Linked DNA regions of Homo sapiens: region 1 is linked to region 2. A link is an interaction called in ENCODE POLR2A ChIA-PET data of the cell type or tissue named here. Cell type or tissue: B cell. All regions are shown on one strand. Each heading gives the region's core, and the rest is flanking DNA. Links, peaks and the distances in the headings are about the cores only. Region 1 overlaps ALG14 (ALG14 UDP-N-acetylglucosaminyltransferase subunit). Region 2 overlaps CNN3 (calponin 3).

Region 1 (2,913 bases), core at 99-2,598, 60 kb after region 2:
GGAGTCTCGCTCTGTCCCCCAGGCTGGAGTGCAGTGGTGCCATCTCAGTTCACTGCAACCTCCACCTCCCTGGTTCAAGCAATTATTTGCCTCAGCCTCCCAAGTAGCTGGAATTACAGGCGCCCGCCACCACGCCGGCAAATTTTTTGTATTTTTAGTAGAGATGGGGTTTCACCATCTTGGCCAGGCTGGTCTTGAACTCCTGACCTTGTGATACACCCACCTTGGCCTCCCAAAGTGCTGGGATTACAGGCGTGAGCCACCATGCCTGGCCAAATAATTTATGTATTTAATTAGTGCCTATGTTTTGTACAGAGCTGTGGTGTAAATACTATCAAAAGTGGAACAAGGATACAAAACTAGAATGAGGTACAGTCCCTGAAGACAAACATAAATAATCAGCAATAGCATTCATTATTCCTTCCACAGGTGTTTCTAAGAACAAGGACTGCAATTCGATGGTATATAACTCAGCACTAACCTTTGGTATGGGTGGCTATGTCACAGAGTTATTTAGAGAATTTGCTCAAGCTAAATGAAGACAAAGACTTTGTGGGTGGGGCAAAATCTAAGTTGGGAGTGAAGTAGAAGGAGGACAAATATTTAAGGCATTATCCTTTGGAACTCAGGTAAAATACCACTTTCTTAGAAAGGCCTTTCCTGATTTCCCTATCTAGAACACCAACTACCTTCTACTCCGTCATAGTACCCTGTTACCCCATTTATTTCCTTTTGAGGACATTTTTTCTTTTTTCTTTAAAAAAAAAAAAAAACACCTAACGTAGCTATTAAGGTAAGCCTGGCTGGAGCTAGAATGCCTTGGTTCAAATCTGAGCTTTGTCACTTTCTAGTTCTATAATCTTTAATAAATTACTTAACCTCTCTGTGGTGTAAATATTATAAAAAGTGGAACAAGGGCCGGACGTGTGGCTTACACCTGTAATTCCAGCACTTTGGGAGGCCAAGATGGGTGGATCACCTGAGGTTGGGAGTTCAAGATCAGCCTGGCCAACATGGTAAAACCCTGTCTCTACTAAAAATACAAAAATTAGCCAGGTGTGGTGGTGCATGCCTGTAATCCCAGCTACTCGGGAGGCTGAGGCACAAGAATCGCTTGAAGCCAGGAGGCAGAGGTTACAGTGAGCCAGTAAGGTGAGATTGCACCACTGCACTCCAGCCTGGGCGATGGAGCGAGACTGTCTCGAAAAAAAAAAAAAAAAAAAAAAAAGAAAGAAAAAAGTGAAACAAGTATACAGAACTAGCATGAGGGGAAGTCTCTGAAGACAAACATAAGTAATTAACAAAATCATTCATTTGTTCCTTCCACAGGTGTTTCCTCAGTTCCTCAATAAAACTTGCTCATCAAGCAAGAAATTTTTGTTGAAGAGCTGGCTTAGGTTGTAACTATGGGACTGAAAAGGAAAGGGTAGATATGAACTAAGTCAAAGGCAGAATCAATAGGTGATGACAAAGGAGAGGAACAGTAAAAGTAATTTCAAGGAGAGAAGAGGAAGACGAGAAAATTCTGGGGATAATGAAACAAAAAAGGCAACCAATTATAATTGGGTAAAGAAAGAGTGAAAAAGCAAAAATGATCCCAAAGTTTGTTGCTTGAGGGACATGATAGAAGCTAGTGGGCTAGCATTAGTTAACTACTCCAGTGCGAAAAGGAGGAGCTATGTCAAATTCATGTTTAAAATGAGTGGGCAGCAGGAACACAGTTGTAGATGATTTGTTTTTAGAGTGCTAGAGGGATGGGCCCTAACAAAAGAATGTTGAAGGCGGACAAGATTTGGGTGTCTGCTCATTGTGCGCCAGGGCTGAAGTCATGGGAAGAAACCCCGTGAGGCTCAAACGCTGACCTGTAGGGAGAAGGACAATTTTCTTTAACACTTACAATGATGTTCTTATTGTTGGTAAAAGGTGCTTAATACATTGCTATCAAATGCCTTTTGGGGGATGGGGCTTTTCAGAAAAAAAAAAAAGCACTCATTCAACCCAAGGAACTGTATAGTAAAGGGGTACGTTTCTCAATTTTAACTTACCATGTATCTTTGAAAGGTAGAATGATGTGTTCCAAGTTGCTTTTATAAGGGGAAGCTTGGGTCATCTCCTTCCTAGCAAGGACATCTTGCTATTCAACTCACAATTGTCACCACTCCTCTTGTTGACACGGTTTCATAGCACTCTTCGTTCCAGGCTAAAGTTTCCTGTCATGATTTTTGGGCATCCTTTTTGAAACAGTTAGACATTCTGACCTGGCAAGCTACTGAGACCTTTTAGGATAGCTGGACTGTAGATAGAAATCTTCCAGGGAAGTAGGTGTGGGCAGGATGTGTGGTTTCCCTGCCTCTCATTTGAAGACTGATTCAATTAATTTTTTCATGAACAGTCTCCTACAGTAAAAGTTGCATTCAGAGTGTTCTAAGAGAAACTGGAAGGGACAAGCTAGCTACTCATCTTCTTCAGTTTGAGTTGGGACTGGCGCACTATCTTTCTGAATGTCACAGAAATGCACAGCAGGGAAATTGTGCCACCAGCCCCCTCTGCTAATGGGACCTTGAGGACTCAAATTAGCCATAACAGTAACACACAGCAGAGCATGCACTTGTTTACCAGAGTAATCTGAATGATCAGGAAGATGCAATAACACATGTCTCAGCCTGGCTCTGAATGAGTACACAGCAGCCTGAACCTATGAAAGATATAACATTTCTAAACTTTTGGTGATATAACACATACACATTCTTTCTCTGACATTCCAGGCTAACCACTGTCTTAAGTTAAGGCTCTGCAAAACATCTGGGACATATGTTTCTGGAAAAAATTATAGCATCTTTTCTACAATTCTCTCTGGTCTGATCTTTGTTAAGCTCTGACCTGACAGAAGCCTCTGCAGCAGGATTACCTGTG
Region 2 (2,913 bases), core at 216-2,715:
ATACATTTAAATGTTATGTCAAAAGTTACACACTTTTCTACACAAGTACTTTTAAAGGAAATATCCACCAGCAGGGAAGCAGTGAATAATCAGTGGAAATCCATACAACAGACTATAATTCAGTTTTCAAAATGGTTGAACAATATTCAAAGCAGTACAAGCACTTAGGGTAGGAGTAAGGTATACAGGATACTTTCACTTATTTACTTTTCTATTTTGGAACTGTTGGCATAAAGAGAAGTGGTTCTCATAAGCAAGGAAGATGGCACCCTGAGGTAGATGTACTGTCTTCATGCAGAGATGACTTGTCCAAAGGTTGTGGGCTCAGCAGGGATTCGGACCCAGATCTGACTCCAAGTCTAAGTCTTTTCCATCATTGGATGCTCCCCTATCCCTACTCTACAACAAAGCTGAGAGACAGGAACTCTCTGTACTATACACAGTCTTAGCACAGGCAACTATGCTATCTGCCTGAAGATGCTTAGACTCTGGCTTAACATAAAGTCCTTTTAACTCATGGAGATGTGACAATATATCCAAATGTACCCACCACCAATATCATCGTATCAGACTAATGCACATGAATATATTGCCCAGTTGTAGAAAGGACTAATTGGGCCGGGCACAGTGGCTCATGCCTGTAATCCCAGCATTTTGGGAGGCTGAGGCAGACAGATCACCTGAGGTCAGAAGTTCAAGACCAGCCTGGCCAACATAGTGAAACCCCGACTGTACTAAAAATACAAAAAATTAGCCAGACATGGTGGCATAGGCCTGTAGTCCCAGCTATTCAGGAGGCTGAGGCAGGAGAATCACTCGAACCCGAGAGGCAGAGGTTACAACGAGCCGAGATCACACCACGGTATTCCAGCCTGGGCGACAAAGTGAGACTGTCTCCCAAAAAAAATAAAATAAAAAAAAAAAAAGTCGGCAAGGGGTGGGAGGAATTGATTTAAACAAGCCCATAGGAATCCTTAGTTCCAAAGCGCATTGCCAGCACAGTTCAAAAGTTCATAAGGCTGGGTGCGGTGGCTCACACCTGTAATCCCAACACTTTGGGAAGCTGAGACGGGTGGATCACTTAAGGTCAGGAGTTCAAAACCATCCTGGCCAACATGGTAAAACCCCATCTCTACAAAAAATACAAAAATTAGCTGGGCATGGTGGTGCGCGACTGTAATCCCAGCTTCTCAGGAGGCTGAGGTGTGAGAATTGCTTGAACCCAGGAGGTAGAGTTGCAGTGAGCCAAGATCGTGCCACTGTACTCCAGCCCAGGTGACAGAGCAAGACTGTCTCAAAAAAAAAAAAAAAAAGTTCATAAGATATTTGGCAGAGCTGTTTCAGACTAAAAACACTTTAACTCTCCCACTGGCCCATATGAAGACCAACCTCCTGCCACATGCATGTTTTTTGAAGGTGATGTAAGACCAACTGCAGGAAAGGGTGTCACTAAAGAAGAAAAAGAAGGGGGGGAAGCTCAGAGATGAATAAACCTTGAAATGAAAATCTGGCTGGCAAATAATGCGTCTGTATGTAAGCAAGGAGAGGTAGGGATGGGGTTTTTAAAAAATACAACATCCAATTCTTTGAAGAAAGATAAGGAAAATCCACCCCAGTATTCAGAGTAGAGAATGGAACCATTCAGGGGAAGGCATCTAGCCATAGGTGGACTCTAAAGAGCAGCCCTAGGGTTCCAGCTCAGCTGCTAAGGCCCAAAGACCACAGCAAGCTCACAAGATGATGCCTAATGTACATATAATTTCTACACTCAATTAGAAGCAGAATATGATTGCTGTTGCTATTTTTGCATTCAAAGTGGAATCACATGTTTGAATTAACCAACAGCAGGACAGAGACTTGCTACACATGGTATTGATTGTTTTCTCTCCTATTTCCTCCCACAAGAAACAAAAGGAGACCAGGAAATTGTGCACTAATGAAGCACACTCTATCCATTCACAGAGCCTGGGTAACATTAAGGGTGAGAAGCTGCAGATAATGGAGAAAGATCAGTGTCCAAACATTTGGGAGTGGAGGCGGGAAGAAGCAATGAAGCCATAGCCCGCCCAGTGTGGCCACTCCACAGCTAGAGTTCCCTGGAAAATTATCCAGCAGAGGGGAAATAACCATAAATGCTTAGGTTACAACTGACCCAGAAGAGTCCTTCCAAGCACAAAAGGCCTCCTCTTTTCTCTGCATTCATGCCTCCAATTCCCTGGCCTTCCCACCGCAGACACAGCACTCAACAGTCACGCCCACACCCTGAAGCTTCCTGGTCCCTCCCTACCTTGTGGGGGAAAACTAAGCATTAGTCTTCTCCACTCAAGGACTTGCTTCACACAGGTCTAGGTAGAGACTTCATAAGAACACATAAACTCAAAGCCTCCAGATTCAAGCAAGCCAAATTCAAACACTTGAAGGAAAATATGTTAACCAGCTAGCTGTGGAGGAATACAAGCCCTATCTGAAACCAAGAAAGGAAAGATATATCTTATTTAAAAGGAATCAACCTGTTAGAAAAAGCAGAATACAACCAAGCCCGGTAAGCAAGACCTCTAGCTCTACAGAGAAGTCCTCAGCCCTAAGGGCAATGTGGACAGAATGGTGCAGATCTACAGACCTGGTGCTTTCACTGTGGAAATGCCTCACACGCTGCCTGGTGGTGGAGTCCTGGATAAGGACTCTGGGGCAGATCACATTCCTGACACAGAAATGAAACACAGTAGTACTGCTTGGTGTCATGTCCCCTATCCACCAGAAATCTCAGGCAGATACAAACAGATTCGTGAATGAATATTAAAGTTCTAGAGATAATATCAACATCCAGAAGAGAAAAAGCAGCTCAGAACACAAGACTGAGCCTAATTAGCAGAGAACCAGTCAGCAAAATGAAACCATGGCTAAAATTTATAT

Evidence for each region. Peaks named below come from ENCODE experiments on the same cell type or tissue, not always from the same donor. Only the 100,000 strongest peaks of a DNase experiment are listed, where the experiment ranks them.
Region 1: POLR2A ChIA-PET joins it to region 2 with 13 read pairs; 7 of 35 experiments call an interaction of 5 or more read pairs at or near these places.

The regions. Positions count from the first base shown.
Region 1 is chr1:94,978,087-94,980,999 of GRCh38, forward strand. ALG14 (ALG14 UDP-N-acetylglucosaminyltransferase subunit) reads right to left here. Exons shown (of 4, transcript NM_144988.4): 4 at 1-2,913. Among named protein-coding and RNA genes, the nearest start is that of CNN3, 52 kb to the left of the region's middle. In B cell, for the core only: no CTCF peak of the experiment used is centred there; a DNase peak (open chromatin) is centred at 1,305; H3K27ac peaks cover 881 bases.
Region 2 is chr1:94,917,595-94,920,507 of GRCh38, forward strand. The region is part of intron 1 of CNN3 (calponin 3); the gene reads right to left. Among named protein-coding and RNA genes, the nearest start is that of CNN3-DT, 7.3 kb to the right of the region's middle. RefSeq lists an enhancer at 2,449-2,913. In B cell, for the core only: no CTCF peak of the experiment used is centred there; no DNase peak of the experiment used is centred there.